Linked DNA regions of Homo sapiens: region 1 is linked to region 2. A link is an interaction called in ENCODE POLR2A ChIA-PET data of the cell type or tissue named here. Cell type or tissue: Panc1. All regions are shown on one strand. Each heading gives the region's core, and the rest is flanking DNA. Links, peaks and the distances in the headings are about the cores only. Region 1 holds the start of CIART (circadian associated repressor of transcription). Region 2 overlaps FALEC (focally amplified lncRNA regulator of ECM1).

Region 1 (11,063 bases), core at 986-8,985, 250 kb before region 2:
GGGTAGGGGGGAATCCCTGAGCTTAAGTCTTTGGGCTGGGTGGAGGTGGTGAAGGGGAGAACTTTAAGTAGAGAATCTATGAAGATGTTGGATGGAAAAACTGATAACTCTGTGTTTCCCAAATCCTACTGAGGGTAGAACAGGTTGGATAAGGACATAACAGAAGCAATAGAGACTACCATTAGTCTTGAAACAGCACGTGCAGACCATCCGAAGCCTGTAACTGTGAAACCAGTAACAACGGAACCTGTGAGTTGATTGGGGATTGGGGGCTGGGGGGAGACAGGACATCCCTAGTGACGTGGAATACATAGAGGGCTGGAATACCAGGCTTTGGTGGATGGGAGAACCAAATAATTAGTACTTCATTGCAGGTATTCATCTCAACTTGGCCATGTTTCACTAAGATTTAATACTAACCCTGTTTACAGAACACTGGGAAGATATGGTACAGTTAAATTTCAGTTCAGTAGTATTCAATAGGTATGTAATCTATGCCTAAGGCTGCTAAGGTAACTGATGCTGATAAAAAAGAAATCTATGTTACTGTCCTCAAGGATTTATAAAATTCAAGTTTACGAAACACTTAGAACAAAATGAAAAGGTATGTTATGATGTTAAATTATATATAAATTTGAAAGCAGAAGATACTGGCAGTGCTTTAGCCAATGTAAGAAGAGAGATTAGTACAGGCTAGAGTTGTCTGAAAAGCTTTCAAGAGGCATTTGTGCTTGAGATACACCCTGAAGAATAGATGAGCTTTTGATTGGTGGGTAGTTATGGAAGGACAGAAGCAATTAGGAGGAAGAATAGTTATTCCAAGAGTGAAAGAGGCCAGGTATGGCGGCTTATGCCTGTAATCCCAGCACTTTGGGGAGGCCAAGGTGGTCGGATCACTTGAGGTCAGCAGTTCAAGGCTAGTTCAATGGCCAACATGGTGGAAACCCCATCTCTACTAAAAATACAAAAGTTAGCCAGGCGTGGTGGTGCGTGCCTGTAATCCCAGCTACTTGGGAAGCTGAGGCATGAGAATCACTTGAACCCGGGAGGCAGAGGTTGCAGTGAGCCGAGATCACGCCACTCTACTCCAGCCTGGGCGACAGAGTGAGACTCTATACTAAAAAAAAAAAAAAAAAAAAAAAAAGAGTGAAAGAGCTGCACAGGAGGGGGGAATAGAACAAGCATAATATGTTTAGCAAATAGGGTATGATTGAAGGAGAGGGTATATGGAAGGGAACAGTGGGAATTAAGAAAAATATAAAATTTACAAGGCTCCTAATACTTGCTTAGTAATTTCACATGTGGCAACATAGGGGCAAATTTCAGAGAGTCTCAGGTGTCAGGCTGAAGTCTGGACTCATAATCAACAAGGAGCCTAGTAAGTTCTTCATTATGGTAAAAACACGATGAAAAGTGATATTTTAGAAAAACCGGCCAGGTGTGGTGGCTCACGACTGTAATCTCAGCACTTTGGGAGGCTGAAGTGAGCTGATCACCTGAAGTCGGGAGTTCGAGACCAGCCTGACCAACATGGAGAAACCCTGTCTATAGTAAAAATACAGAATTAGCTGGGTGTGGTGGCACATGCCTGTAATCCCAGCTACCTGGGAGGCTGAGGCAGGAGAATCGCTTGAACCTGGGAGGCGGAGGTTGCAGTGAGCCGAAATCGCGCTATTGCACTCCAGCCTGGGAAACAAGAGTGAAACTCCATCTCAAAAAAAGAAAAAGAAAAACCACTCTTCAGGTTGTATGCAGGATGTAAATAATTTAGTGGAAAGCAACTCATGAGATTTGCGTTGTTCCAGAAACAATCTGTACTCTGGCATTATGAATGGAGAGGAGAAAAATAAATATTATGAAGAAAATACCTTGCTTGAGTGATAATTTTATATGAAGTATAAATGAGGAGTGAGTTAAAATAACTCATGGGTTTTAAACATGGATGTCTGGGAAAATGGTTGACCAAAGTGGGAACTATGGGAGGCCAGAGTGGTTTAGGACAGAAGTTATTAATTTGGTAATGGCCAAGCTGAGTTTATGGTGACAGCCCTATGAGGGTGTCCTAAAGGTCACTGAACTAGATCAGGGCTAGAGTTCTAAGTGCAAAGTCACAGATATGAAAGTAAATGAGCTCAACAGAGCCAGTACACACAAGCTCAGAAGGCCAGTGACTGTGCCTGTAGTGAGTGGGAGGAAGAGAAATTAATGAATGGAATGGAGAAGGATTTGACTGGAGAAGTAGGCAGATAGCCAAGTTTGTATTATAGAGTCTAGAAGAGAAAGTTTAATATAATCCATCAAAAGCTACCAAGAGGCCAAGGAGGAGGAGGTCACTTGTAACTCTCAAGAAAGTAGTTTTAACTGAGTGCTTGGAGAAAAGCTAGATTTTTGTGGAGTTAAAGAGTGAGTACATTATGAGGAAAGGGAGGTGAGTACAGACCAACCATCTAAAAAATCTGGTAATGAAAAAGAGAAGCAACGGCTGGAAAGGGGAATAGGACCAAAGAGCAGCCTGCATATAGTTGAGCACAGATGAAAGAAGCCAGTAAGAATGGAAGTGAAAGATTGACAATAAGGGCAGTTAATTCTTTTTGAAGTATACAGTAGGCTGGGCGCAGTGGCTCACGCCTGTAATCCCAGCACTTTGGGAGCTGAGGTGGGCGGATCACCTGAGGTCAGGAGTTTGAGACCAGCCTGGCCAACATGGCAAAACTGTGTCTCTACTAAAAATACAAAAATTAGCCAGGCATGGTGGCGGGTGCCTGTAATCTCAGCTACTTGGGAGGCAGGCAGGAGAACTGTTTGAACCCTGGAGGTAGAGGTTACAGCGAGCTGAGATTGCACCACTGCATTCCAGCCTGGTGGATATAAAAATAATAATAAATAAACAAACAAATAAATAAAATATAGAGTAGACTCTCTTTAGATTGTAAATTCCTTGAGGACAGGAATCTTGTCTTATTCATATTTATGTCCCTTTCTATAGCACCTAGCACAGTGACTAGTATAGTATAATGCACATAATAGATAAAAAATAGAAACAATTGAATTGAATTGGCCTCCCTGGTATGGTCAGGGATAGCTGAAAGGCACAGAAGGACTCCTTACAGTGATGGGGAAGGATGGATCTTTCTCTAAGCCCAAAGGAAAGGAAGACAGAGGTTGTTGTAAAGAGGTGGCAGTCTTTCTGGAGGGGGACAGAGAAGTGGTAGGAGGAATGACACCAGCCTACTGTGTGGGGATGTCGGTATTTTAGCAGAGTCCAGATCTGAACGATGCCGTGTCCAGTTTGCGAAGTCCTATTCCCCTCCTCCTGTCGTGTGCCTTTGTTCAGGTGGGGATGTATTTCATGTAGAAGGTAAGAGTGCAGCCACTGGCTTTGGGGGAGTCTGTGAAATAATATTTTTTAACTTCCCACACTAAACCGAAGTAATTCTTACCAGTATCTCTAGTTAGTGTTTCCAGCCTGGTCAATTATCAGCCACTGAAGGAAGAGATTTAGGCTCATCCCTATAATCCCAGCACTTTGGGATGGTGACGTGGGAGGATCGCTTGAGCCCAGGAGTTCCAGACCAGGCTGAGCAACATAGTTTAAGTCCAGGCTGAGCAACAGACCTTGTCTCTACAAAAAAATTAAAAATAAATAAATAAGAACTCCTCTACAAGACGTTAAAAAAATTAAAAATAAAAATTAGTTGGGTGTGGTAGCACAGGCCTGCAGTCCCAGCTATTGGGGGGGATGGGGTGGAAGGATCCCTTAAGCCCAAGAATTGGAGGCTGCAGTGAGCCATGATCTGGCCACTGTACTGTTGCCACTGGGCAACACAGTGAGACTGTCTCAAAAAATAACAAGTAAAATGAAAGAAGAGGGATCACATTTAGAAAAATCTTCTTATTCAGTCTTAAAGAAGTTTAGGAGATGCTGAGGCAGACTTTTGTGATGAGTCATTACTTTTTCTGAACTAAGAGGACTTCAGGATCTCCTAGAGCAGATAGATGATGGGGTTGGGGGAATACTTCTCCAAGCTTCCAAAATGTCTGAACAATCAAAGCTAGTTCCAGCCTGGCCACGTTTCAAGTCATGGCGAATGCCAGAGGGCAAAGTGGGTGGGTCTTACAACCTGGTAGAGTCAAGAGGCAAAGTTCAGAGGCAGAACGGATGGCGGTTCTCTGATGTATGGCAGGGCGGTGGGAGAGAAGGGAAGAGAAAGCCGTATTATAGGAAAAGAATTTTTAAATTGGGATGCTAAATAACCATTGATCATAGAGAGATTCAGCAGGAGGTGAAAGGACTGTGGAGGAGAGGGGTACACACACATCTTTCCCAGGAGCTATCACAGAGCAATCCCAGCTCAGAATATCTGGGGAGTTTCCATAGAGTGTGGGGGGCATGAAGGGGTTTCTCGGGTCTCCTGACTCCTTTTATTTTCTTTCTTTCTCTGCTTTTTTAGGTGGAAGAAGGCTGCTATGACTCTTTGGATGGGAGTCTGGCAAGAGGAAATTGGAAGATAAAATAAATAATAAGTGAAATAATCTGGTTACCATCTACTCCTTCATGAGTCTGTTCTAAAGTCACAACTAAAGAGAGCGCCAGGATTTAGAGGCAGCAAGCGTAGATTGGAAGGGGAGGTGGGTGACAATTGAATTAGAGGGCATTATGGACTGAATAAACCTGCAGTTTGGAGAAGACTGGAGAAGGGCACCCACAGACAACAGGTTTATTCACAGTCCATATTGGTAATTCTCTTGTTTTATTTTATTAAGTATGGTGTTGAAACAGTGTGCTTGGGGAAACGAGGTTGAGGTTTTAGAATCTTTTTTTCTTTTTATAAGAATAAGCACATTGTTAAAACATAAGGTAAAATATCAAAAACTACTTAGAATAGACTTAAAATATTCACACCTACCCACCCCTACCCACACCTCTGTCCAACAATGTGCCTTTTGCAGTTGGTAATTATGGCAGGGACAAACTCACTTAAATTTTTTTTTAATTCGCTATCCTCGGGACCCTAATTAGAATTGGGCTGCCCCCTTGCGGTCTCTCCGACGTCCTATCTTCAACCAGCTCACAGTCCTTGGGCCCTGCTCTCCTCTCCATTGTACTCTCAAAATGCAAGGCGCAACGACAATAGTAACGTCCCAGTTACTTCTGAGACTCTCTAAACTCTGGACTTGCCTCCCTCCCCTCCTTCAAAGTCTTTCGAATCTTCTCCAGCGGACAAATGAAGGGACTGAAGCTGGACAAAACCATAACCTAGGAGATCAGGGACCTACCCCATTCTGTTCCCCGTGCTTGGAATCAGATAATTTAGGACGCCGGGCCCGAGAAGCCTGGATAAAAAAGTCAGGAAAAACTGAGTTTCGTTTTGACCTCTAGCGTCGTGGCGGGCTGGCATCTGAGCTGGTAACGTGCGTGGTAGGTTATGTAAGAAAAGGGATGGAGGAGCCGCCCCAGCGGGAGCCAGAAAGGACGCGGTGTTCTCGGTTGCAATCCCCACCCTCCTCACCCAGCAGGGCAGGAGGCACCCAACTTGGAGGAGAAAGGGGTGGGGGAGGTGAAACAGAGACCGGAGAGTCACGAGGGCTGGGCCGCCGAGAGCAGGAGAATATACCGTGTCACACACCTCCATTCTCTCACACACGTTGCAGACACAAATCACTGACGGTTTCCACGTGCTGCGCTCGTGAGCGGAGGTGTTCAAAGAGGGGGCAGATGAGTTACTTCCCGAGACGGAACCGGGGGTCCCACGTCCGCCGCCTTCAGTAGCACAACCAATCTCTGAACACTCAAACCGCGCATCTCTGGCGCATCACCATCCTATTTAAGGCCACGGGCTCCGCCCTTTTCCTCCCCTCCCTTCTTTTCCACTCTTTTTCCATCCTCCTCCTTTTCTCATCACCGGGTCCTCTCCAGCAGCCGCATGTAGGGGAGGAGCACGGAATGCTTCCCTTACAGCCAATCATCACCTGGCTGCCTCTCTACTGGCTGAGCCCCTTTGTACTGTAGCAAATGGGCTATGGACTTCAGTAACTAGAGTCACGTGTTACCGGCGACACAACCAATGAGGGCGCGAGATCTGTGTAAGCAGGGGGAGGCACGTGCCGGGCCGCACGTGTCTGGGAGGGGGGGGAAGGGGCGGGGCCCACTGAGAGAGGCGGAGGTGGGTAGATAGACCCGGAGAGACGGCGAAGGAGCTGGAAACCGAGCCAGGGCTGAGCCGGCTGACAACAGGTAAGGAGATTCGGAGGACAAAGCGAGCTGTTAGGGAGTATTTGGGAGTGGATTTGGGGGCTGAATGCAGATCTTGGTATTGGGAGGGTTTGCATCACGTGGCAGGTGCGAGCCCAGAGAGACCGGCGCAGGGATCCTGATCTTGAAAGATTGGGAGAGGGCAGGAGGCCAGTCTCTATGGGGGCGGTTCCCGTAGGATCACCAGGTGGGTTCGCGTGCCCAGATTGACTGCTTGTGGGTGGCATGGCCTCAGGTGGAGAGGCTTGCTGCGGACTCAGGCTGGCGAATAGCCCTGGCGAACAACGGGCGGAGGGGAAGGTGTCTTTCAAGTCGGTATTTACTCTGAACTGAGGGAAGAAAAGAACGGAGGCCGCGTCAGACCGAGAGCTGCTCTGCGGCGGCCAGAGAGGGAATCCCAAGCTCTTAATGGGCGGGGGTGGGGGTAGAAATGTCTTTTTCTATTGTGTTTGAGACCGGTAATATTGGGGAGGGGGAGAACAAGTATTATCCCACGCAGTACACCCCAATCTCCCAGTTCATTTCCTAATCCTTAAACTCTGGTTTCAAACTCCCTCGCTTTGCTCTTCAGTTGCAGGTTCCGATCTTTGGGTACTCCAGGAGCTGTTCTATAGCCCCTGCTTCTGGACCTATGGATTCTCCATCTAGCGTTTCTTCCTATTCCTCCTACTCTCTCTCTTCGTCTTTTCCCACCTCCCCAGTGAACAGTGACTTTGGCTTCCCCTCTGATAGTGAGAGGGAGGACAAGGGGGCCCATGGGCCCAGGCCAGACACTGTTGGGCAGAGGGGAGGTTCACGGCCCAGCCCGGGTCCTATCCGCTGCAGGCATCGATCGAAGGTTTCCGGTAACCAGCATACACCATCTCATCCGAAACAGCGGGGTTCGGCTTCTCCTATGGCAGGATCTGGGGCGAAAAGATCAAGAGATGGTGAACTGGAGACCAGTCTAAACACCCAAGGTTGTACCACAGAGGGAGACCTGCTGTTTGCCCAGAAGGTAAGAGAAAGCAGGTGAAAGGAGATTCTCCTGGAGTGCCTTAGCACCCAGCTGGTTGATAAGGACCCTGTGAGGACAGTATTGACTCCCAGATTTGGAGGTGAAGGAAGAGCCACTGCTGGTGTGGGCAGTTTTTTGTCTTCTTACAGCCTTTGTCCTATTTTCCTACAGTGTAAAGAACTCCAAGGATTTATACCTCCTCTCACAGACCTACTCAATGGGCTGAAGATGGGTCGTTTTGAGAGAGGTAATCTTATTGTTGCATTCATTTGGGCTAGGTTCATTTCTCTTTCTCTTTCCCTCTTTTGACGTGTATTTCTCTGAAGTTCTTGTTTGGGGCCTATATTACTCCTTTTTTGCTACTATGACTTTATTATTATTATTATTATTATTATTATTTTGAGACGGAGTTTTGCTCTTGTTGCCCAGGCTGGAGTGCAATGGCGCGATCTCGGCTCACTGCAACTTCCACCTCCTGGGTTCAAGCGATTCTCCTGCCTCAGCCTCCCCAGTCGCTGGGATTACAGGCGCCCACCACCATGCCCAGCTAATTTTTGTTATTTTTAGTAGAGATGGGGTTTCGCTATGTTGGCCAGGCTGGTCTCAAACTCCTGACCTCAGGTGATCCACCCACCTCAGCCTCCCAAAGTGCTGGGATTACAGGCGTAAGCCACCTTGCCTGGCCCGACTTAATTTTTTTAGATCAATCAATTTTAACCCCCTTCTGTTCTTCCTTTACCTGACTACATGCTTGAATCTCAATCCTTAATCTCTCTCTGTCCCTGTCCCCAGGATTAAGCAGTTTTCAGCAGAGTGTGGCAATGGACAGGATCCAGCGTATTGTAGGTGTTTTGCAGAAGCCACAGATGGGGTAAGTCCCGCTGGTTCTTTGCTTGGGTCTTCATAAAAAGGAGATTTCTCCAATCCTGTTGCTGGTTTTTTAAAGCAACGTCATTTTCACAGGGAACGTTACCTAGGAACCTTGCTACAGGTAGAAGGGATGTTAAAGACTTGGTTTCCACAAATAGCTGCCCAGAAGTCATCATTGGGTGGTGGCAAGCATCAGCTGACCAAGGTAAGAACTTAAGAACACGAGGAAGAGGTGGGAAAATAGCCAAGAAAATGAAATGTGCATGCAGAAATGGCCCCTTTTGCCATTTTCTTTTGAGTCTTTTCTTCAAGTTTCTTTTCAGGGAAGGAAATTCCTAAACTTTCTGCATTGTCTTGATTCCTACATGTTTTGTTGTTGTTGTTGTTGTTGTTGTTTTGTTTGAATCACTGGGAGGAACTCCATGAAGTTTAATCCTATCCCTCATGCCACAGCTTATCTGCTTTCTGCGTAGATACAAAAGGCTTTTTACCTGGCCAAATGATTCATGCGGGAATACACCTCAGCTTCTCTCTGCAAACTCTTTTTTCCCTACTGCCCCCAAACCCTTCCCTTCTCCTTCTTTTCATTTCTGCCCACGTATCCTTGTGCCAAACCCTTTGACAGTTTTTGAGTCTACACTGGGTTTCAAGGACTGGTCATAAGAGGTACCTCACTGGAAGTAGGGGAGGGGGGCACCAATAGCAGCAGTGTTGATAGATTCTTAGACCTGGTATAGAAGTGACCTATTTTCAGCCGGGAGCGGTGGCTCACACCTGTAATCCCAGCACTTTGAGAGGCCAAGGCGGGTGGATCATGAGGTCAGGAGTTCGAGACCAGCCTGGCCAAGATGGTGAAACCCCGTCTTTACTAAAAATACAAAAATTTGCCAGGCATGGTGGCGCACGCCTGTAGTCTCAGCTACTCGGGAGGCTGAGGCAGGAGAATTGCTCGAACCCGGGAGGCAGAGGTTGCGGTGAGCCGAGATCGTGCCATTGCACTCCAGCCTGGGAGACAAGAGCGAAACTCCATCTAAAAAAAAAAAAAAGTGACCTATTTTCTGTCCTCAAATAATAGGGTATGTAGAGGGCATTCAAATGACGGAGAAGGAGAGTCTCCTGTAGATAATCACCAGTCCTAATTTTCAATCAGCCATGGTTATTATTGCTGTGACTAATCTATTAAAAAATAAGTAGGCCAGGCACAGTGGCTCACTGTAATCTTAGCACTTTGGGAGGCCAAAGCAGGAGGATTGCTTGAGCCCAGGAGTTTGAGACCAGCCTGGGCAACATGGTGAAGGCTGCTATCTACAAAAAATACAAAAAGTAGGTGGGCATGGTGGCGTGCACCTGTAGTCCCAGCTGAGGCTGGGTGGGAGGCTGAGGTGGGAGGATCTCTTGAGCTTGGGAGGTCGAGGCTGCAGTAAGCCATGATTGTGCCAGCCTCGTTGACAGAGTGAGACCCTGTCTCAAATATAAAATTTTAAAAAAACAGTAGGAGGATCTTGCCTGAATATTAATTTACACTTCTTAAAGAACTCAAGATAGAATATTCGAATTTAAATACAGAATTTGGGAAATGATGATTCCAATTAAAAATAGACTTCAAAGAAATTCTAAAAGGGATTATTTTATAAATAGTGAGAACCTATGGAACTGTTTGTTTTTTCTTCATCTCTGGATATCCAGTGTCTAATATAGTATGTGGTCCATAGTAGGCCATTTATTTGTTTAATAAATGAAAGTATAATTTAGTTACCAAAACTTTTACTTAATCATGGCCTGGCAAGATCATATCTGTTGCATAAAACGAGGTATGTTTGCATTGCAAACTGAGTTCCCAAGGAATGCAAAGGTTTAAGTAACCAGGTGGAGCTCATCTGAATGCTTTCTCCACATTTCTTTTTTTCTCATTTCTCCCCTCTCTAGCATTTTCCAAGCCACCACAGTGATTCAGCTGCTTCCTCTCCTGCATCTCCTATGGAAAAGATGGACCAGACACAGCTAGGACATCTAGCTTTAAAACCAAAGCAGCCTTGGCACCTCACACAATGGCCAGCTATGAACCTCACCTGGATCCACACCACTCCAATTTGCAACCCCCCTCTCAGCTCCCCAGGTACTATCTCCTTTAGCCATGGTCCTTTAGGCACTGGAACCGGCATTGGCGTCATTCTTTTCCTCCAGCATGGAGTGCAACCCTTCACCCACTCTGCCCCAACCACCCCAGTCCCACCTACTACAGCATCTCCTGTCATCCCTGGTGAGCCTATGAAACTATCTGGAGAGGGTCCTCGTTGCTACAGTTTGCCAGTAACTCTGCCATCAGACTGGAGCTATACCCTATCCCCTCCCAGTCTACCCACCTTGGCCAGAAAGATGACCATAGGACACCGGGAGCAGCAGAGAAGCCATCCTCCAGTTGCTGCTGATGCTCATCTTCTCAACCTCTAGCCCAGGGCATACAGCTGTCCACTGTGACTTCTAATTTGTGTAAATATTTATGTATATATGTATTTTTACTATTAATGTGTGCATTTGTGTTGAGGGAAGATAAATCCTTTCTGATTAAAGAAATTTTTTTATACCTAAACAGTTTGCTGATTGGGGGAAATTGAAAACTTTCTGCTTCCAAAACCAATCCTTATCCTCTGAGCTGCAGAAAAGTAGAAAAGGGATGGGGATGTTTGTGAACATGAGCTCTACCAAGTTAGAGTCTGGATGACAATATAAGACTTATAGGAGAAGGGGACTGTGCTGCTGTTTTCCTGGGACATCCTTGAAACAGTTACAGAGTTCAGAGTTGGGTTTATGGGGTTTTTTTGTTGTTGTGTTTTGAGATGCAGTCTCGCTCTGTTTCCCAGGCTAGAGTGCAATGACACGATCTCAGCTCACTGCAACCTCCGCCTCCTGGGTTCAAGTGATTCTCAGGCCTCAGCCTCCTGA
Region 2 (11,063 bases), core at 1,338-9,337:
AAGTGAGGCATCCAATAGGCAGCAAATATTTTCAGGGAAGGTGGGGTCCTCGCTGTATTATGGAAGAAATCATGATTGGTCTAAGTCAATCATGGTAACCCTCTTCCTCTTCGCCTATCCGGGGTGGGCATATGACCCAGGTTTCACCAAAAAGACACAAGAGGAAGACTCCAGGGAACTTGTGGATGAATTTTTGTGCCCTTATAAAAGAGAGCTGTTGAGGAACCAGAGCCCTTTCTCTTTTTTTTTGCATTGGGATGATGTTATATAAGGAAGGCACAGTTGATTCTGTGGCAACATCTTATAACTGAGAGAGAAGTGAAGAAAATTGCAAAGATGTCAACTCCTGCTTCTTGATATTGTGAAGCCTCTTAAAAACTTTGGAACTTTTTGCTTCTGGGCTTCTTGAGGAAACAGTCAACATCCTTATGGTTTTGCTGTTAGTCAGGTTTTCTGTTATGTGTAGGCCAAAGCATTCCTAGCCGACATGTCATCCCTGAAGTCTCAGCTTTAAATGTCATTCCTCAGGGAGACCTTCCTGAAACCCCCAGATCAACACATTCTGTAACACTCCCCACTGTCCCTGAGTGGTCCTCATCACACTTGTAATTATTATTACTATTAATTTTTTTTTTTTTTTTGAGATGGAGTCTCACTCTGTCGCCCAGGCTGGAGTGCAGTGGTGCAATCTCGGTTCACTGCAAGCTCCGCCTCCCAGGTTCACGCCATTCTCCTGCCTCAGCCTCCCGAGTAGTAACTGGGACTACAGGTGCCCACCACCACGCCCAGCTAATTTTCTTTCGTATTTTTAGTACAGATGGGATTTCACCATGTTAGCCAGGATGGTCTCAATCTCCTGACCTCTTGATCCGTCTGCTTCGGCCTCCCAAAGTGCTGGGATTACAGGCGTGAGCCACTGCGCCTGGCACTTGTAATTATTAATATTTATTGAATGATGGTCTTTGTCTCAGGGCTATTTGCTCCACCAGAGCAGAGACTATGACAGGCATCCCAGAGCCTAGCCCAATGACAGGCACAGGAGCCACTAAATAAATAGCAAAAAAAAAAAAAAAAAAAAAAATCAAAGGATCTAGAGCACAGGTGGAGGGAGAAGCAGGATAAATCCGTGAAAGGTGTGAATTGAAATATGTGCAGCTGGGCTTCTGCTATCACATGGAAACTTTAAAGCTTAATGAATCATTAAAGAAGGGTTGGAATGACCATTGTGGGAACGGGGTGTGAGTGTTTATCTGGTACAGTAAGAGCTGCCAAGTAGTGTTAAAGGCCCAGCTGGGATTAGAAACCATACGTGTGCATTGGCAGAAACCAGCAGAATTAGAAGATTTCCTCCAGCAGCGTTCAGCCATCTGAGTGTGGGAGAGAAGCTGGGTAATTAGGTCAGCCCCAAAATGGGGGCTTGGTGGGCAGGCTGCTGCCTTTTGTTCCTTTCTCAGATGAAGTAAATGAAAATAGATGTGGAATTTTGTTTTCCTTGTCCCCAAAATGAAACCTTGTAGAACTCAAAGGCTTGCCCTTTGGCCCTAGACTGGAGCCAAAAAGGCTGAAGCATTTACCCCAAACGTCTTCCCCTATGGCCTGCTTGCCTAGCAGGGCCCATGGAAAGATTTGTGGGGATCTGTGATTTTTTTTTTTTTTTGAGGTGGAGTCTCGCTCTGTCACCCAGGCTGGAGTGCAGTGGCGCCATCTCGGCTCACTGCAAGCTCCGCCTCCCGGGTTCACGCCATTCTCCTGCCTCAGTCTCCCGAGTAGCTGGGACTACAGGCGCCTGCCACCACGCCCGGCTAATTTTTTGTATTTTTAGTAGAGACGGGGTTTTCCCATGTTGGCCAGGATGGTCTCGATCTCCTGACCTCATGATCCGCCCACCTCAGCCTCCCAAAGTGCTGGGATTACAGGGGTGAGCCACCGCGCCCAGCCTGTGAATTTCTTAAAGTATGCAAAATGCGGTGTGTCTGTGTGTGTGCATTTTTCTGGGGCGAGTATCTGTAGCTTACATCAAATTCTTTAAAGGGTGATCCAGAAAGACAAGAGCCCCTAACTTGGGTCAGCTCTTGGATCCACTGCTGTGGATCAGGGCCTGACTGATGGGCAGTTACATCCCTGCCTATTGACAAGGGGCAGTGTGGCACAGAGGTAGATGTGCAGGGGCCTGGACTGCACCACCTCAGGGAAGCTACTTAGCTCCTCAGTTTTCTCTTCTGTAAAATGGGAATGATAATCCCAGTTCCTTATTTCAGAGGGCTGTGAAGATTAAGTTAGATAATACATGCAAATGCTGAGGCCATGCTGGGTACTTAGTAACGGCTGGGTACTTACTAATAGGACGCACATTTAAGAACAAAGACTTTGAATCGGGAGGCAGCAGCTGGGGGAGCACAGTTACAGACAATTTTTTTGCTAAGCACAACATCTGATCATTCTCTCCCCTCTGATACTGTGTGGTCCCATGCAGGTTCCTTAATCACTGCCTCAGTTTCCTTATCTGTAAAATGGAGATGATAACAGTAACTGCCTCATGGTTTGCAGGGACTCTCTGAGGCCGGTGCTCACTAAGTGCTGGTTATTATTGCGATTTTTACTGCCCAGGGCCCAAATTCAGGCTCCTCATCTTGATAAGAAAGGCTCTTCCCACCAGGCCTTGCCCCGCACTGAAGCCGTCACAACCCAGCAGGCACCTTCACACTGTCTCCAGTGTCCAGTGGCTCTACGGGCCGAAGCACTGAGCACAGAAGAGAGCGAGTGACCAAACGGAGGCCCGCAACACCCGCGCCCTTCCTCAGAGTATTCCCTTCCAAGAGTGCCCTCGCCCTTCCCTTCCCAATTTCCATCTATAGATATCCAGCTTTTGGTTCAAAGCGGAACTCCAGAAACCACACTGTCCATAACGCCTTCCTAATTCCTCTCATCAGAAGCCCCTGTTCTGAGCCAGTCATGTGGCATATGCAGTTCTCAGGAACAACACACCTCAGTTCCCTAACTGCACTGCAGCCTCTGGGGACAGGCCTGGCCCCATCCTGTTCTTTTTACCACATCTGTCACCATCTTTGCACAGAGAATACCTTTGGTAGAGAGCTCTTGAACAAAGGAAATGAAATACTCAATGATTCCACTATTCCAAGGCATTCACACATCTAAGGGAAGGGAGAAAGAATCCCCAAATGACTGATCTGTACACTAAGAAACTGATTATACAAATGAACAATGGCCAGACCATATATTAAAATACAACTCTAGGCTGGGCACAGTGGCTCATGCCTGTAATCCCAGCACTTTGGGAGGCCGAGGTGGGCGGATCATCCGAGGTCGGGAGTTAGAGACCAGCCTGACCAACATGGAGAAATCCCGTCTCTACTAAAAATATAAAATTAGCCTGTAATCCCAGCTACTCTGGAGGCTGAGGCAGGAGAATTGCTTGAACCTGGGAGGCGGAGGTTGCCGTGAGCCGGGATCTCGCCACTGCACTCCAGCCTGGGCAACAAGAGCAAAACTCCATCTCAAGAAAAAAAAAAATACAACTCTCACCCACAGCCTGCGGTCACTTGCTGGGGAAACTAACTCATTATCTGCAACAATTAACCTGGGAGGTCTTCCTGCTCTAAATCAGGCCTGCAAGAAGCCAGATTGCTATCTCTAGTGACAATCCAGGAAGCTAAACAATAACCAATAATGTCTGTAACAATCAGCCCCAAATGGCCAGAATTTGATTAGTAACTGACAGTTTCCTTAATTTTGTCCTCACTTTAGGACCAACCAGGGAAAGCCAAAAATGCACCCCTAACCAAGCACACAGGATGCCCTGCTTCTAGTTAGCCCATGCACGGGCAGCTTCCCCACACCAACAGCCTCCAATCAGGGCACACCTGAAGCCTTCACTTTCCTCAGCTATAAAGGTGTCCCACTCCTCTGCCTGCCTTCGAAGCTCCGTCAAAATGCAAGTGCAGATGGCTGACACCCTTGCTCTGTCGCCCAGGCTGGAGTGCAGTGGCACGATCTTGGCTCACTGCAAGCTCCGCCTCCCGGGTTCACGCCATTCTCCTGCCTCTCAGCCTCCCGAGTAGCTGGGACTACAGGTGCCCACCACCACGCCCAGCTAATTTTTTTGTATTTTTAGTAGAGACAGGGTTTCACCATGTTAGCCAGGATGGTCTTGATCTCCTGACCTCCTGATCCACCTGCCTCGGCCTCCCAAAGTGCTGGGATTACAGGCATGAGCCACCGCACCCGGCCAGCCTTTGCTTTTTTAAAGTTGGTTTTCCTTTATTTCCACAAGACCCAGGAACGAAAGCGCAGGGAGCAGAGGCTGGACCGTCCTCTGTCAGTTCCCTCGTTCCCCTGGAGTGGAGCTCTGAGCCCTGGGACCACAGAGTTGGCTGTTACACTGGAAACACTGATCAGACCTTTGGACTCAGCTGAGGTAAGGCTGGAGAAGCCAATTGACTCAGATGAAATACCCCAGGCATAAAATCACAAAAGAGTTTTTGTTAGATGCTGGTTGGGAGGGAGTGGCTCCAGAGATCTGGGAAAAGAGCAGGCCGGCCGGCAATAGAGACATGAGGGAAAGGCAGGAACTTTGCCTAGAATGGGGGCCAGGGGTTGCCAGCACCCGCCTTGGTGGGACAGAGAATTGAGTCAAGATTCTTATCTCACCTCCACTATGATCCTTTTTTCATTCCACAGATATTCACTGAGTGCATAGTGTGTGCGCCAGGCCCTGTTCTGGGAGATGACAGGCAAGGCCACTGACTTCGTGGAGCTCGCCCCCTAACGGTGAAGACAAACAGTGACTGACTAAGGAAAAAAAAAAAAGGTAATTTCAGAAGTGGCAAGTGCCCTGAGCAAAATAAACTAAGATGGTGCAACAGAGAAAAAGGGTGCTGGGGGGTGGGGACACATGCCCCTTTCTAATGCTGCTTCTTGGAGGAAGGTATCTGTGCTGACACCCTAGCAGCCAGGAGCCAGCAGTGCAACTAGAGAGGAAGAGCTTTTCCAGGCATGGGGAACAGCTTCGGCAAAGACCCTGAGGTGGCCCAGGATTGACATGTCCAATAAAGAACAGAGAGGCCAGTGTGGCCAGAGTAGCAGTAATAGCGTTGGGATGAGGCCAGGGAGGAGGCTCACGCCTGGCCAGGCATGAAGGGCCTTCTTGGCCATGTCAAGAGTTTAGATTTCATTTTATTCAAAAAGGCACTGAATGGCTAGCCTGCCTCAGCCGTTTTTTCAGGGCCTTAGAAGAGCTGCTTTGCCAAGCTCCTGTCAGGATTGCAGCAGAGGGCACCCGTGGGTGTTGAGGGACGGCCTTGAGGGGATGGAGTATAGATCAGCCTCACTGCTGTAAGCCACAACTGAACCCCTTGCTGAGTAGGGCAAGATGGGCCACATCGAGTGTGGAAACTCCGAAACTCTATGCTAAATGTTTTTTGTGTATACCTATCTTAGGAAGAGAACCAGAGCTTTTTTTTTTTTTTTTTTTTTTTGAGATGGAGTCTCACTCTGTTGCCCAGGCTGGAGTGCAGTGGTGCAATCTCTGCTCACTGCAACCTCCGCCTCCCAGGTTCAAGTGATTCTCCTACCTTAGCCTCTTGAGTAGCTGGGACTACAGGTGGTGTGCCACAACACCCGGCTAATTTTTGTATTTTTAGTAGAGATGAGGTTTCGCCATGTTGGCCAGGCTGGTCTCAAACTCCTGACCTCAGGTGATCCACCAGCCTCATCTTCCCAAAGTGTTGGGATTACAGGCATGAGCCACCGTGCCCAGCCTGTTTTTTTCAGATTCTAACTCCTAAGCACTAAGAACCCAGAGCTTTTATCAGCCTCTCAGCAGAGTCTCTGTGACCAAAAAAGATAGAAAAAGGTGAATAATGACACCTGTGCTTCCATATGCATGGGGTATTTTAATAAGGATGTTCAGATGTGGCCTTGGAGGAGGAGAGAGGGAGGCTGGAAGAAGGAGACGTGTCGTGGATCCTGTGTGTGCTTTACCTGTTTTTAAAATCTGGCGTAAAGGACTAACACTGTGGACAAGGATGGCGTGGGGAGAAAGGTGCTGAAGTCTCGGCATGGCAGGAACCTGCAGGGAGGCCCTTCCCATCCTTAACTCAGCCTTCTGGGCCAGGGTGGGGCAGTGACAAACCCAGGGTCAGATCCTAACCCAGGTGGCCCCACCCCACCCCTAACCTGTGCTCACATGCCTCAACTCTGAGGAGCTGGTCCTGGAGAGGTGGGGTGCAGGAGGGCGGCACCTCCCCTGAGCCCAAGGAGGCTGCAGCTGCCCTGCAGGTGTGGGCTGCACTGCTCTGCAAGAGACTCCCTGGAGAGGGATGCCCTTTGTCCAGGCCACTGAAGCCGCTGTCGTCCTCTGAGCATGCCCCAAGCTCTTCTGAGCCCCGCACCTTCATAGAAAGAGGCACCTGGCTGGCCCCAACAGGATCGCTTTGCTCAGACCTGAGTTCTTATGAAGGGTTCAGTCCCAAAGTCTTGGTTGGTCATTTTGCTTTCAGTCAAAGTTCACCTCACTATGCCTGGTATCTGTGCCCCCCCAGCCCCCACTCAGGAGATGGAGGCTGAGATAGAAATGTGCTCTCTAGCCTGGCACAGTGGCTCAAGCCTGTAATCCCAGCACTTTGGGAGGCCAAGGTGGGCGGATCATGAGGTCAGGAAATCGAGACCATCCTGGCCAACATGGTGAAACCCCGTCTGTACTAAAAATACAAAAATTTGCTGGGTGTGGTGGCGCGTGGCTGTAATCCCAGCTACTCAGGAGGCTGAGGCAGGAGAATCGCTTGAACCAGGGAGTTGGAGGTTGCAGTGAGCTGAGATCATGCCACTGCACTCCAGCCTGGCAACAGAGCAAGACTCTGTCTCAAAAAAAAAAAAAAAAAAATGTCCTCTCTAACTCTCTCCAGAATCTTGGCTGGAATTGACTTTGCCTCCCCACAAATAGGCTCTGGCCTGGCCTTCAGGACCCACCTGTTCTCAGCAATCAGCCAGCCCCTCCTGGTGTTCAGATCCCCAGTAATCTGGGTCCACGAGCCGGGGAACAGAGTTGACTGGTGATGACAGGTCCCTGGCAGGATGCAAAGCGGCTGAGGGCCTCCTGGGCCAGCACTTGGGTAAACCAAAGTGCTGCTCTCCTCTGCTTGAGAACAATTGGGACTGTTGCATAGCTTCCTCCTGAGGCCTTCGAAATGGCTTCCTCTGAGGGATAAGAGCACAGTCACCCAAACTTGTGTTGACAAACAGTATTTTTATGCCAAATCTTCTAACTTGATTTTTTTTTCTTTTTGAGACCGAGTCTCACTCTGTTATCCAGGCTGGAGTGCGGTGGCGCAATCTCAGCTCACTGCAACCTCCGCCTCCCAGGTTCAAGCAATTCTCCTGCCTCAGCCTCCCAAGTAGCTGGGATTACAGGCGCCCGCCACCACGCCTGGCTAATTTTTGTATTTTTAGTGGAGACAGAGTTTCACCATGTTGGTCAGGCTGATCTCGAACTCGTGAGCTCATGCGATTTGCCAGCCTTGGCCTCCCAAATTGCTGGGATTACACGCGTGAGCCACCGCGCCCAGGCTCAAATCTTCTAACTCTAAATTAAATAGTAATACAAATAGCCAATATGTGTGTGGGACTTATGGTGGGCCAGGCACTGTTCAGTTACGGGCTTTATGTGCATCTTTTCATTTAAACTCCACAGAACCCTGACGCTTGGCATGGTCCATGGCCCCCTCCACACAGCCAGTTGGCCAGGGAGCCGAGGCAGCCTGTAAACGCTCTGCCTGGAGCTGCTCGTAAACAAAAACAGAGTGATCCACAAAAGGGCCCCAGAGTCTGGCACTGAATGGAATCCTACCTTCGGTCCAGCAACTGGAGAACGAAAGTCCACATCCTGATGACTGGTTCTGCACCTGGGGCTTAGAGCACATAGCAAGGGGCTGAGAAGCAGCCACCACATAATCAGTGACTGCAATTTCATCACACAGTCCTCCATGCCAGGCCCTGTGGGGAAACCAAGATATGTAAGGCAAGCCCTGCTCTTCGGAATTTCTAATCTCAGTACTGAAAAGTTAATAACATAAGGACGCAGCCTATCTGTGGTAACACCATGGCATGAGCTGTGTGGATTCCAAGTGCTGAATGAAGCTGGAAGGGCAGAGGTCACATCGGGCCAGTATGTGCTTCTTGGAAGAGGTGGCATTTGAGTCACTTGAAGAATGAGCAGGAGATGAGGGATGGGAAGGAGAAGGCATTCCTGGGATGCCATGAGCAAAGTGTCACAGTTTTGCATTGATCACTGTCATCCATGTAAGAGCAAGGACAGCTCAGGCAGGTGGTGGCCATAGAATGGAGGTGGACACATAAATATGTGGAGAAAGAAGGAAGTCTTTGGGTTAAAAGGCCAAGACTTGACACCTGTGAGGACCTGGAATCTAACCCTGTGTTTGTCTGTAAACCCAAGGCAAGTCACCCTTCTTCCGAGGCACAGTTTCTTCACCTGTAAAATGAAGGGACTGGGCAAGACGGTTTCTAAAGTTCCTAGGGCCAGGTGCAGTGGCTCACGCCTATCTTCACAATACTTTGGGAGGCTGATGCAGAAGGATCACTGGAGCTCCCTCAAGACCAGCCTGGGGAACACAGGAAGAACCTTGTCTCTACAAAAAATTAAAAATATTAGCTGGACATGGTGGCAGGACCTGTGGTTCCAGCTACTCAGGAGGCTGAGTGGGGAGGATATTTTGAACCTGGGAGGTCGAGGCTGCAGTGAGCTGTGATCACACCACTGCACTTCAGCCTGGGCAATAAATAAATAAACAAGTAACAAAGTTCCTTACTACTTTAGAATCAGGGTAGAAAGGAGTGAAGATGACTTTAGGATTTTGAAGAACAGGCCCAGCAGCAGGAGGTGAGGAGTCTGGAGAACAGCAGATCTGGGGAGAGGCCTTCAGCTTTAGATAAAATGCGTGGACCCCTTCACGACTCTTCCTTCTGCTGGGGTCCTCCAGCGCTGCCACAGGCTGACCCGTTCTCAGACTTGCATGGGACGTGTGTTGCCTCCCTACGTCTCTCCCTGAGATGTGAGCCTGGCTACATCAAGGCCAGAGCAATGAGAGGCAGTGGCCCTTGCCCCAGCTTTTCCCCAATGAGGAAGCACCATCATCACCAACACCATCTTGCCACGATAGCACTGGAGAGCCTGCAGGTGAAGGTGGGGATCCCCTAAATTCACAATTAAGTTCCTTTACCCCAGGGAAATGGGCACTGGAAACAGAAACAGGCTGTTATTGAGAAATCAATTAACATATGGTCCCTGCATACTTCTGTTTGAGGGCCCCAATTAGCTCATACCTGGTTCACAGGCAAACTTTCCAACAAACGGGGCAGATCTCATACTGGGTGTGTATAAGAGCCCCTGTGGAGGCTGGGCACAGTGACTCACAACTGTAATCCCAGCACTTTGGGAGGCCAAGGCGGGAGGATCGCTTGAGCCCAGGAGATCCAGGCTGCAGTGAGCTGAGGTCATGCCACCGCACTCCAGCCTGGGTGACAGACACCCTGTCCCAAAAAATAAAGAAGAACCCCTGTGGAGCTCATGAACAGGACCACCCAGAGGAGGGGACCAGGCACCTTTATTTTCATAACCTCCCAGGCAATTGTTAGGCACACTAAAGTGAGAGACTCTTTGGGGAGGATAGAGCTGCCCAGAGGGTTTGGGCTGGGAGAGCGGTGGGGCAGGGGCCCTCCCAAGAGGCAACAGGCTCCTCAGAGTGAGACTGAGCTGTCTCTCCACAGAGGGCAGGGGAGGGAGGGTGGCCCTGGGCAGAGGGGCTGAAGCTGGAGAGGCAGTGGAGGCCGGAGGGCACAGGCTTTGCGGCTGAGCAAGGGGCCAGGGCCAGATCCTGAAGCTGACGGGACAGGGGGCGCTGTGAGCAGGGACGGGAGGCCTTTCTGAGGCAGGAAAATCACTTGAACCCAGGAGGCGGAGGTTGCAGTGAGCTGAGATCATGCCACCACACTCCAGCCTGGGCAACAGAGCGAGACTCCATCTCAAAAAAAAAAAAACAAAACAAAAAGCAGATACACACCTTCCCGTCCACCCTTTGTCCACTGAGATGAGCTGGGCCTGTGGTGGGAGGGGTGAGCACCTCCTGCCTCAACTTGCATTTCCTTCCCAGCAGGCCCGGGCTCTCCTGCCTCTGACTTCAAGTCCTTGGTACGTATGAAATTCCTGCCTCTCCTCTGGCCGCCCTGCCTGCCTCCCTGGCTGCAGTTACAGTTTTGTCCCTTGTTCCTACCCTTTTATGTCTGCCTTTCTCAGGCCTTCAGCCCAATGTGTCAAGATTAATTTGATACCAAATTGGCTTTCTCTGGAAATTCAAGGAAAACTTCTAGGCACAAGAACAAGATTCCTTTGGGGAAAATGCTCATGGCCCCTTCCTCAAGGCAGTCCTGGGGTTGGATCCTTGACCCGACCCAGGCCGGGATAGCACCCTGGAGGGGGAGGCCCTGTCTGGAGGGAAACAGCTCGCTCAGGGTCTTGCACCCGCCCGCCCCACCTCCAACCCTGTGCCCTGCTCTTGACAGAGAGAGACAGGCCCTCCTCAAAGTATGACTAGGGCCCTTCTCACCCCCAGAGCTCACCTCTCTGTAAGGCTCTGCTCTGCTGGAAAAAAATTCTTCATTTACTTTTGGACTGGGGCGACAGATTGCAATTTGGGGCCATCATGGTTGGATGTTTATGTTCTCGGAGGAGCCTCTTTGGGGAAGGAAACTGGGTTTCTCTCACCTTCCTTATTTGAGACAAAATGTACTATTTCTTGCTCTTAATTCAGCATCTACAATTGTCCTGGGAATTGGGTGCAGTGCCATGGGGTCAGGACAGTAGTGTGATTCCAGACTCCAGAACAAAACAATAGGATGCTCTGTTTTCTCAAAATGCCTTGAGTCCTCAGGCCTGGCCCCCCAACCACTAGGCAGCGCCTATCCTTCCTCTGTGGTCTCACCCCTCTTCCCAGATCATTTGCCCTCACAACCACCTCACATTCTGTCCAGAA

What was found. ChIA-PET counts read pairs that join two places held together with the same protein. Peaks named below come from ENCODE experiments on the same cell type or tissue, not always from the same donor. Only the 100,000 strongest peaks of a DNase experiment are listed, where the experiment ranks them.
Region 1: POLR2A ChIA-PET joins it to region 2 with 11 read pairs; 2 of 35 experiments call an interaction of 5 or more read pairs at or near these places.

Annotation. Positions count from the first base shown.
Region 1 is chr1:150,276,384-150,287,446 of GRCh38, forward strand. C1orf54 (chromosome 1 open reading frame 54) reads left to right here. Exons shown (of 6, transcript NM_024579.4): 4 at 139-249; 5 at 3,260-3,358; 6 at 4,452-4,533. The coding sequence ends at 3,355. It overlaps CIART (circadian associated repressor of transcription), which reads left to right and starts at 6,171. Exons shown (of 5, transcript NM_144697.4): 1 at 6,171-7,250; 2 at 7,422-7,497; 3 at 8,043-8,121; 4 at 8,214-8,325; 5 at 10,047-10,710. The coding sequence starts at 6,885. The coding sequence ends at 10,571. LOC124904414 reads right to left here and starts at 5,799. Exons shown (of 2, transcript XM_047438213.1): 1 at 5,278-5,799. The coding sequence starts at 5,633. RefSeq lists enhancers at 3,915-4,209, 5,046-5,155, 5,237-6,437, 5,476-5,555, 5,912-6,853. In Panc1, for the core only: a CTCF peak has its summit at 5,036 (motif pointing left); DNase peaks (open chromatin) are centred at 5,078 and 5,928; H3K4me3 peaks cover 2,787 bases; H3K27ac peaks cover 980 bases.
Region 2 is chr1:150,527,959-150,539,021 of GRCh38, forward strand. FALEC (focally amplified lncRNA regulator of ECM1) reads left to right here. Exons shown (of 6, transcript NR_186305.1): 4 at 4,292-4,435; 5 at 4,699-4,828; 6 at 7,709-8,830. Among named protein-coding and RNA genes, the nearest start is that of ADAMTSL4, 16 kb to the right of the region's middle. RefSeq lists enhancers at 4,772-5,762, 7,378-8,577. In Panc1, for the core only: CTCF peaks have their summits at 4,775 and 5,053; no DNase peak of the experiment used is centred there.